Linked DNA regions of Homo sapiens: region 1 is linked to region 2. A link is an interaction called in ENCODE POLR2A ChIA-PET data of the cell type or tissue named here. Cell type or tissue: K562. All regions are shown on one strand. Links, peaks and the distances in the headings refer to the core of each region. The heading gives the core; the rest is flanking DNA. Region 1 overlaps NALF1 (NALCN channel auxiliary factor 1). Region 2 has its middle 75 kb from the start of NALF1.

Region 1 (5,381 bases), core at 282-5,281, 94 kb after region 2:
AGGCAGGAGGATTGTTTGAGGCCAGGAGTTCAAGTCCATCTTGGGCAACATAATGACACCCCCCAAATTAAAAAAAAAAATAGCCGGGCATGGTGGCATGCACTGAGTCCAAGCTACATGGGGGACTGAGGTAGGAGGGTTGCTTGGGCTTAGGAGGTAGAGGCTGCAGTGAGCTATGATTGTCCCGCTGCACTCAAGCCTGCATGACAGAGCAAGAATTTGTCTCAAAAAAAAAAAAAAAAAAAAAGAAAGGGCCTGTAAAGCCCTTAATCCAAAAGCATTGTGCTCTTAATCTGTTACTTAAAAATTCTAGTTAACACATTTCCCTTTTCAAACGGTCCCACTTCCAACCTGTGACTGAAAATTAGATTTTACTCAGATCTTTGAAATTAAGACAGTGCAGCAATTTCAACCTGACAGTTGTTCCTTCTCCTTGCTTAAGAAAGGGTCGTCGTTTCTCTTCTAAAATGTAGTAAGCTCTAAGTCAGATAATTACAAAATAGTAATTTTATAAAATATAGTGTTTGATAACTTTATGACTGAACAACAGAGTCTTTTATATGGGAAATATAAATACAGTATTTTATTTGTACATGTTTCTTTATGGCTAATTATGGGTTTGAAAAGTAATAAACAGTGATGTGATCACTCCATAGCTTGCAGTGGGGATGTGTCTCCTTAATCTGGCCACTTAAAGAAAAAAAAAAAAAACTGTTCATCTGTGAACTTTTCCAGATGTGCAATTTTAAAGCTAATGTCACTTGTTTTCCAAATTAGAAGCTGTTAGCAAAATATGTCACTATATCATTCTGCTGCCTAGTTTATGAATTGGAAGACACTGAAAAGATACTATAAGGTTACCATGTCCGGTAAAAAATTCAGACGACATTGAAAGAGAGAAGATTCCACTTGACAGAAAAAGTGACTATTTGACAACATAATTGAAAAATTAATTCAACCATGAGGGTAAACTGTCAATATTTTCCTTTACTACACACTACACGATCTTATTCAGATAACTTCCCTAGGATGTGCAGAGAAGCAGGATTGTTATAACCTCCGACAAATCACCTAGGCAGGTCATATAGTTCAAAAAATTCAAATTGTTCACAGCAATTTTCTTTTTCTTTTTCTTTTCCTTTTTTTTTTGGAGATGGAGTCTCGCTCTGTCATCCAGGCTGGAGTGCAGGAGTGCTATCTTGGCTCGCTGCAACCTCTGCCTCCTGGGTTCAAGTGATTCTCTTGCCTCAGCCTCCCAAGTAGCTGGGATTATAGGCACATGCCACCACGTTCGGCTAATTTTTGTACTTTTAGTAGAGATGGAGTTTCACCATGTTGGCCAGGCTGGTATTGAACTCCTGACCTCAGGTAATCCACCCACCTTGGCCTCCCAAAGTGCTGGGATTATAGGCGTGAGTCACCGTGCCTGGCCAGCCAATGTTTTAAATATCGCTTTCCAAACATTGTTCTGTATTATTTCGCATTATGAAATGAGTTAGAGTATCACCAGTAAAACAAGGAAGAAGCTGTTACTGGAAGAAACTGAATCCCTAATGGCCATGATTCGGCTTTTCGTGTGTATGTGTGCATGTAAAGTCTATTACTTATAATAGAAACCAATATAAACAAGTATAATACTATGACTGCTTTTGTCATCTGATTTGAAAACAGTTTAATATCAGGCAACAACCCAAGTACAGGGAAGGTATGTGATGTAAAACATTCTTCTGTCTTTTTAAATATAATTGATTTAATCAAATTTTATCTTTTTATTTTAATTTGATATGTGGAGAGACAGCAAAATTATGCCTAAGCTGGAGGGAAGATTTCTTCCTCTGGTAGGTAGTGGTAGTGAACAATTAGCACTTAGTGATAATGCCGGGCCAATTTATTTCATTCTGTGAAGTAGGCCTGATAATTATCCCATTTTGCAGATAAGAAAACTAAGGCCTAGGGCACAGCATTCTTAACTAAGGCATTTTAACACAATTTTACATTTATTTTTTGTCATATTACTTGGTGTAGAAACAATCTTAATTTTCAAAGGTTGCATACAAATTGTTGAAAAGGAAGAAAATAATAAATTACTAAAAGTATTAGCCTGAAGACAATTTCTAGCAACACATGAATAATTTACATGATAAAGCTATAAAATGAATTATATACCAGTGCCTTTGTTTCTCCTGTTAGATTTTGAGAGTACTCTTAAAGATAGGCATTGTTTCTTGATTATTTTTGTCTAATCACTTGCAAAGAAGAAAAGAAAGAAAAAAGGAAAAGAAGAGAGCTTGCAGGTGGGTGGTTACGAAACACAGTGGCAGGTTCTTTGACACTCCTCCAATTGAGAGTGAGTAGGGCAGAAATAATGTTCTGGGACTTCCAAGGTAGATGATAAAAGGCCATGCAGTTTTCATGCTGTTTACTGGGACAAGTATTCTTGAAGCTTTGAGCTGCCCTGTAAGATGTTCAATTAGCCCAAGGCCAGCACACTGCTAGGAAGTCCAAGCCTCATAGAGAGGCCTTGGGCAGGCTTCTTCATACAGTCTCGGTTGAGTCCAGCTTTCATGTCTTCCCAGGCCATGCACCAGACATGTGGGTGAAGCTTGCAGATTAACTTACCACCCAGCCATTTAGATCACACTGACCGCTTCAAATCTTCCCAAAGTCTTACAAACTTTAGAGGAGAGAACTATCAATATTTTTCTTTACTACACAATCTTATTCAGATAACTTCCCTAGGATGTGCAGAGAAGCAAGGTTGTTATAACCTCTGACAAGTCACCTAGGCAGGTCATATAGTTCCAAAAATTCAAATCACTCACAGCAAATGTTTTAAATATCACTTTCCAAACATTGTTCTGTATTTATTTCACATTATGAAATGAGATAGAGTATTACCAGTAAAATGAGGAAGAAGCTAAATCCCTAATGGTCATCATTATGCTCTAATTACACAACATCTTAATTCCTGAGCCACCAAAATTCTAGAACGCAATAAAATGGGTGTTGTTGTAAACTACATTTTGGGGTGTTTGTTATGCAGCAATAGATAAGTGGACAGTGTTCCATAATATTTTGATGAATGATTCTCCATTATGTGAGAGGTTCCACTGAGTAAAATTAATGAAAATTGAAATAAACCTATGTGGCCTCGTGTATTTGACTGAATTCTTTTCCTGTCAGGTCGGTAATGCTGGTAAGTAGATTCTTGAAGGTATTTCAGAAATTTCCCCTGCCTGTTCATTTAAATCATTTAGTATCAAATATGACAGGTCAGACATTTTGCACAATTTTTCATTTGAAGAGTTATGAGAAATATTATGTTTCCAAAAGGTAATTGCCTATGGACAGGTTGTAGATACAGTTTGAGGCTGAACATGAAGTGCCACGGAGAGACACAGAGGATGCTTAGGGAATTTAGGATAGATCACTTTTTGCATTTTTCATTGAATTATACTCATATGTGTTACTGTTTGTCCACATGTGGCAAGTAACAAGGAAATTAGCTGTCCAAATAATTAAAGCATCAAAATACAGCTGCTTGCATTTTGAAGGGAAAAGTAATTTTAAGGCTGCATTATTTGGGAAAGTTACTTGAAATCATGTTTGGTTGCTGTTTTCAAATTAATGAACCATAGTAAACTATTCCTCTTGAAATTGAATCATTTACTCTGCATTTATAACATCAAACATTCCATCTTAGAGTTTCTGTCGTTCTTTAGGAGAAAAGTTACATTTTCATGCGTATATTAAAATCATCCCCTCTTTGATCATGTACCTACCAACCATACTTTTGAACATTGTAAAGAGTATTAGTGCAAATTTGCTCATTTGATTTGTTTGAAATATTTTGGGAACAGTTAAAGGTTAACAGTTTGTAGAAACCACCAAAGGAAACTTCGTTGTGTTGTAATCAGCAACAAAAGGCATCATCTAACAGCTGAAAGTGGCAAACAATGAATTATCCTGAAGGAAAGCATGAATTAGTTTTCTGACTGATTGAGTACACTTTTGATTCAATAGAGTGGTTGCCATTTTTCACAGATAATTTCAAAAGTGGAATAATATTATATCTGATTTCTTCTTAAAGTTTAGATCAAAGTGAAGCAGGTTCAGTTTATTTTTCTTGCTTTGCAAAAAAAGTAGAGAATTTCATTAGTTATCTATTGCTGTGTAACAAATTTTCACACATATAGAGACTTAAAACAAGTCGTGTTTATTATCTCACACTTTCTGTGGGTCAGAAATGTGGACGCAGCTTAGCTGTGTCCTCAGCAAAGCTACAGTCAAGGTGTCAGCCAGGGTTGGGGTCTTATTTGAGGCTCTGCTAGGGAAAGATCAGCTTCCAAGCTCACGTGGTTGTTGAATCCTGCTCCCTGCGAGCTGTTGAGCTGAGGATCTCAGCTGTTCGCTGTCTGTGTGCTGTCTCTAACTTCTTTGCCTGTGACCCTCTCCAAAGTAGCTTACAATCTGGCAGCTGGCTTCTTTAAAGCCAGCAAGGGGGAATGTTTCTCAGTAAGACAGATGTTTCAATCTTATGTAATGTCATCACGAGACTGACATTCTTCACCTTTGCTGTATTCTGTTTGTTAGAAGCAACTCACTGGTTCTCACCACATTCAAGGAGAGGTGATGACACAAGGCCATGAATTTCAAGAGGAAAAATCAGAGGCCCACCTTAAAGACTGTTTGCACATCCGTTACATTATTTTTTAGATGATCAGAGATAATTTCACATAATGTAAAATCAGCTAAGGAAAAATACATGTTTATTTTTGTTTGATTTTGTCAATAAATCAAAGAGAAATGTTTGATAAATATTTGTAAACATAGGAGACCATCACCCATTATTAAATGCAAATAGGTAAATTAAATTTTATTAGGCATTATTCTGCATAAGGAAAATTTAGTTTTAATTAATGAAATAAAAAAAGGTCATGTTCAAGTTTTCTTTTTTTCCCCAAAACAATGTATAAAATCAACTCTAAAGTTTGCCTTTAATTTTTTTTAATTTAAGAAATTTGCTGTCATTATAGAATAATAAATGTTATATAATTGCTTTAGAAGTCTGTTTCCTAAAAATGTATTTTGGAGCAAATTAATAAATCTTTGGAACCTGTAGTTTCTAAGTGGTGACTTAGAACTCTCATAATTAGATTGACTTACTTAGGCCATTGCAGTAATCATATATGCCTATTTAGTCATCTGTCTAAATCTCATTTGTCTGAAATGCTGCCCATAAGGCTAAATCCAGATTAAAGGTTTCAGCAATGGGATTTGAAATAAACACGAAGGCACTTTAGGACAACTGCCTTTTATGAATAGAAGTCTGGAAACTCCTCCTCAGCTATTCTGACCCTACTAGCAGATTTATTTCTTTT
Region 2 (5,381 bases), core at 102-5,101:
TTGCAGGTTTTTATCATAAAGCGTTGTTGTGTTTTATCAAATGCTTTTTCTACATCTATTGAAATGATCATATTGTTTTTGTTCTTAATTCTGTTTATTTGGTGAATCACATTTATTGATTTGTGCATGTTGAATCCTCTCTGCATCCTTAGAATAAAACCCACTTGATTGAGATGAATAATCATTTTGATACGCTGTTGGATTTGGTTTGCTAGTATTTCATTGAGGATTTTTGCTTTTCTGTTCGCAGGGATATTGCCCTGTAGTTTTTTGTTTTTGTTGTATCCTCACCTGATTTTGGTGTCAAGCTGATGCTAATTTTGTAGAATGAATTAGGGAGAAATACTTTCTCCTTAATTTTTTGAAATAGTTTCAGTAAGATTGGCACCAGCTCTTCTTTGTAAACTTGGTAAGATTCAGCTGTGAATCCATCCGATTTGGGGCTTTTTTGTTTTAATATTTTTATTATTGATTCAATTTCATTACTCGTTATTGGTCTGTTTTGAATTTCTCTTTCTTCCTATTTCAATCTTGGGATGTTGTATGTTTCTAGAAATTTATCCATTTCCTCTAGGTTTTCTAGTTTGTGCACATAGAGATGAATCTCAAATAATCTTTTGCCTTTTTGTGGTATCAGTTATGTCACATTTATTATTTCTGATTGTGCTTATTTGAATGTTCTCTCCCTTTTTCTTGGTTAACCTAGCTAATGGTTTATTGATTTTGTTTATCCTTTCAAAGAAAACATTTTTCATTTTGTTGATTTGTATTTTTTAGTCTCAGTCTTAATTTACTCAATCGTCTTTACATCGTTGTTATTTCTTTTATTTTTTGGCTTTCAATTTGGTTTGTTCTTGCTTCCTAGTTCTTTCCGTTGCAACATTGATTGGTTAATTTGAAAGTTTCATCTTTTTGATGTGGGCCTTTAATGCTATAAATTTCCTCTTACCATTGCTTTTGCTATATCCCACAGGTTTTAATATGTTTTGTGTCTATTTTCATTTATTTCAAACACTTTTTTAATTTTTGCTGTCATGTTGTTGTTTTCCCAAAAGCCATGCAGTAGAAACTTGTTTAGTTTATATGTCCTTGCATAGTTTTGAGAGTTTCTCTTAGTATTGATTTCTAGTTTTATTTCACTGTGGTCCAGAAAGATACTTGATGTGATTTCAGTTTACGTTTTAAATTCATTAAGACTTGCTTTATGACCAAGCACATGGTCAGTTTTGGAGAATGTTCCAGGTGTGGGTGAGAAAAATGTATATTCTGCAATTGTCAGGTGGAATGTTCTGTAAATGTCTATTTGGTCCATTTGGTCTAGAGTCCAGTTTAAGTCCAGAGTTTCTTTGCTGACTTTCTACCTTGATGACCTGTCTAATGTTGTCAGTGTGATTTTGAAGTTCTGCAGTCTTATTGTATTGCTTGCAATCTATTTCCTATGTCTAGTAGTATTTGCTTTTTAAATCTGGGTGCTCCAGTGTTGAGTACATGTATAATCAGGATAGTTAAATCTTCTTGTTGTATTGAAAACTTTATTATATAATGCTTTTTCTGTATTTCTTTTTTACTGTTGTGGTTTAAAGTCTGTTTTAGCTGATATAAGAATAGCTACTTCTGCTCACTATTATCTTACATTTGCATAATATGCCTTTTTCCACTCCTTTACTTTGAGTGTGGATATCTTTAACCACTGGATGAGTCTCTTGTAGGCAGCAAAGTGATAGTGTCTTAAAATCCAATTTGCCCTCTATATCTTTAATGTAGAGCATTTAGGCCTTTAAATTTCAAGGTTAAAATTGATATGTGAGGTTTTATTCATGTCATAATTTTATTAGCTAGTTGCCTTGGAGTCTCAATTGTGGAATTATGTGATCTGTGAATTATAGGAATTTATAGGATCTGTGAACTTTCTCCTTATGTGTGTTTTAATTATGGCAAGTATTGTCCTTTTGTTTCTATGTTTAGAACTCCTTTGTGCATTTCTTGCAGGGCCAGTCTAGTCTTGACAAATTCCTTTAGTATCTGTTTATCTGGCAAAGAATCTATTTCTCCATTTATGAAGCTTAGCTGGGCAGGGTATGCGTTTCTTGGATGACATTTATTTTTTCTTTAAGGGGGCAAAAAATAGGTCCCCATTCTCTTCCAGCTTGGAAGATTTATTTTGAGATGTCTGCTGTTACTTTGAAGTTATTTCCTGTATAGATAATTTTATGCTTCACTCTAGCTGACTTTAAGATTTGTTCTTTTACATTGAACTTGGATAGTCTGCTGGCTGTATGCATTGGTGGTGTTAGTCTTGTATAATATCTTACATGTATTCTCTGAATTTATTTTATTGTATTAGTTGTCTACATCTCTAGTAAGTCTGAAAAAATTTCCCCTAATTATTCCCTCAAATATACTTCTAATCTTTTTACTTTTTCTTTTTCTCCCTCAGGAATGCCGATAAGTCTTCAGTTTGGTTGGCTTTACATAATCCTGTATTTCTTCAAGGCTTTGTTCATTTTTAAAAAATCTTTTTTTTTTTTTTTTTTTTTTGGTCTGGGATAGTTCAAAACGCTAGTCTTTTAGCTCTGAAATTCCTTCTTCTGCTTAGTCTAGTCTGTTCTTGAAGCTTTCAACTCTGTTTTGAAGTTCATTCAGTGAATTCTTTCATTTCTCAAAATTCTGTTTTATATATGTATAATTGTCTTTCATCTTCTGGATTGTTTTCCTGGTTTCTTTTTGTTGGTTTTCAATTTTCTGTTGGCTCTCATTGAGCTTACTTACAATTCACATTTTGATTTTTTTAATCTGTCCTTTCAAAGTTTTTATTTTGGTTAAGATCCATTGTTAGAGAACAAGTGTGGTCCTTTGGGATTGTCACAACATTCTGTTTCTTCTTGGTGCTGGAGTCCTTTTGCTGGTTCCTTCTCATCTGTAGAAGATGTCACTTCTAATTTTTGCATTTACTTTCATTTGTTTGGGGTTTTTGTCTTCCTCCCTTAAGGGTGCAACTGTTGTGTATGTTGGGTGGGACCCTTCAGGCTTTGTGTCTTTGTGCCTTTAGGAGACCAAGGCTCTGTATGATTTTCTTGGACGTAGCCTCCTTGTAGCAGTTTTCTCAATTGCTAGTTGTTTGCAGGTTGTAACGTTGTTGTGCTGTGCATGTGGTCAGGCTCACTGTCTCCTATAGAGATAAGGAGGTGGAAGTCTCAGCGGGCTTATCTCATTACCCAGCATTGTGCACTTCTGTCAGCAGGAATTACATTGGGTTGTGCCCAGCCCATCACAACTGCTGACATCATTTTATAGTGCTCAACTGGTTCAGTGGGTGATACTTGTGAGCAAGAAGCTGAGCACTGTAGAAAGACGTCAGCAATTGTGATGGGCTGGAAAGTTTGACCTCCTGGCCAGTAGGTGGTCCTTGCAAGTGAGAGACAGTTGCAGTGCTAACAGTGGAATTCTTACTTGGCCTTTCTTGGTGGGAGAAGTATCTAGGTGTCCCTGGCAATGAGCAAGGTAAGGGGTTCTCAGGGTTTCTACCCCAGGCTGTGCTGTCAAGGTGGCTGGAGGGGATAAAACTGGTCATGGCTGGGCCTGGTGAGCAGCACCACCAGGCTCTCTGAGGCAGGTGCAAGCACTGAGCTTGTCAGGGTCTAGGGGTAGCTCTCAGCATGCTGGGCTACCCTGCAAGGAGGTGCCTCTTCTGTGCCATGGAGCCTGCTCAGGGGAAGAGGGGCAGCCCAGGTTCCCAGGTTTCCAGGTTTCCAGGCAAAAAGATGGCTGTGGGTCCCCCCAGCTTCCACACTCCAGACCCTGGAGGGGAGAGGGTTTCCCCTGGTATCCTCATGGCAACAAGCCTGACTGGTTAGGTTAGTTCCAAGCCTCCCACACCCAGATTGCTGTGCCATTCTAGACATTCCAGACCTGCTGCAGAAACCAGTCACACTCTTCTGTGTTTTAACAGTGGGGGCTCCTCCCCTGCTGGAGATCAGGCCACATATCTCATCCCCATATTCGTGGGTGGTGTGCTCAAGTCCTGGGGAACTGAGACCAGGCCAGCAGATTTGTCCCCTGCCTCCTCGGGGTCAAGTACCAGCAGTGATGGGGTGTTGAACTGCTCTCAGGCAGTGAACAAACCACTGAGTCGGGCAATGGAAGCCATGCTTTCTACCCACTCCCTCCATGGTGGGAAAGGCCAAGCAGGCAGTCTTGGGAAGGACCAGCGGGCAAGGGGGCATGTGATCAGATGCCCCTTGGTCCCATGACAATGTCAGTGAGGCCTGTCTTGGGTATGTGGGCATACCCTGGCCACACTCTCTCCCAACCTAACATACAGCAAGAGCTGCAGCTGTTCACGGCAGGAGACAGAGACTTGGGAGGTGGGGCCCAGATTCACGTTTTGCTCCATCTGCCCAGCACACTGATTGCTGCCTTTTAGGCTCCATGTAGGTTCAAGCAGTGCTCTGTGTGTTCCCCAGGAAACTTCCCATGCTAAATGTCTGGAGCGATCATGGGAACTCCTGTAGCTAGGATCTCAGAGGTCCACGATGGGAATGAGGTACACCAGGGTCCTTCACTCACCCCTTTTTTGGGTCTAGTCTGGGCTAGGGGCTGGTCCTGGAGCGGGGTGAGGTGAGCAGGAAGCCTTGCTCCCTGCTTCTATCATGGTGTCTCCCATTGCTTCTCTATTGAATTTCAGTGTTTTTTTTTTCTCAAAAGATAAGTTCAATGTGTGAAGGTTCACTTGACATTTGGGTTCTTCCCCAGGAAAAAGGTACATCCCAGCTACATCTAGCCAGCCATCCTTGGGAGGGTATTTTGTTGCATCCTTCAAATTTTATATTCTTACTTAAATTTAAATGCACAGAATTTTGCTCCCAGTCATGATGGAGTGATAGGACTGAACTTAACCCACTGTCATTAAAAATTAAAAGAATAGAGAAAATACATGAAACAACTGTTTCAGGTAAAAGATGACAGACAGCCTGGGACTGTGATTGTGGGGACTGTGGGGAAACACACAAATGAAGTGAGTCCTGTGATCATAATTCAGATGTTTGCCTGAGAGAGTTTTTGGATCATGAGCATAAGGAGGGAGAACACAGACTGAGCCCAGCATTCTCACTGGATTGACAAGATGGGGGAGGAAATTAAAGGGGTTGAGAGGGCTGGACGTTGTGGGACAGAGTTCTGGGAAAGGAGTCTTATGGTGAAAGAGCACTACAGATGAGTACAGAAATACCCTTGAGGCATTGCTGAATACTATCCCATCCTACATAGAGTAGGTAGATTTTTAAAAGGCTGGGCAAGGGATGGTTAAGTGGAACACTGCTCAGAGCTCACACAAGGTAAAAGGATGTCCAAATCACCACCAGACCCACTGGAGAATCCTTAAT

Evidence for each region. Peaks named below come from ENCODE experiments on the same cell type or tissue, not always from the same donor. Only the 100,000 strongest peaks of a DNase experiment are listed, where the experiment ranks them.
Region 1: POLR2A ChIA-PET joins it to region 2 with 5 read pairs; 2 of 35 experiments call an interaction of 5 or more read pairs at or near these places.

What each region holds. Positions count from the first base shown.
Region 1 is chr13:107,846,672-107,852,052 of GRCh38, reverse strand. The region is part of intron 1 of NALF1 (NALCN channel auxiliary factor 1); the gene reads left to right. Among named protein-coding and RNA genes, the nearest start is that of NALF1-IT1, 14 kb to the right of the region's middle. In K562, for the core only: a CTCF peak has its summit at 396; a DNase peak (open chromatin) is centred at 2,472.
Region 2 is chr13:107,940,090-107,945,470 of GRCh38, reverse strand. No RefSeq gene overlaps it. Among named protein-coding and RNA genes, the nearest start is that of NALF1, 75 kb to the right of the region's middle. In K562, for the core only: no CTCF peak of the experiment used is centred there; a DNase peak (open chromatin) is centred at 3,220; H3K4me3 peaks cover 429 bases.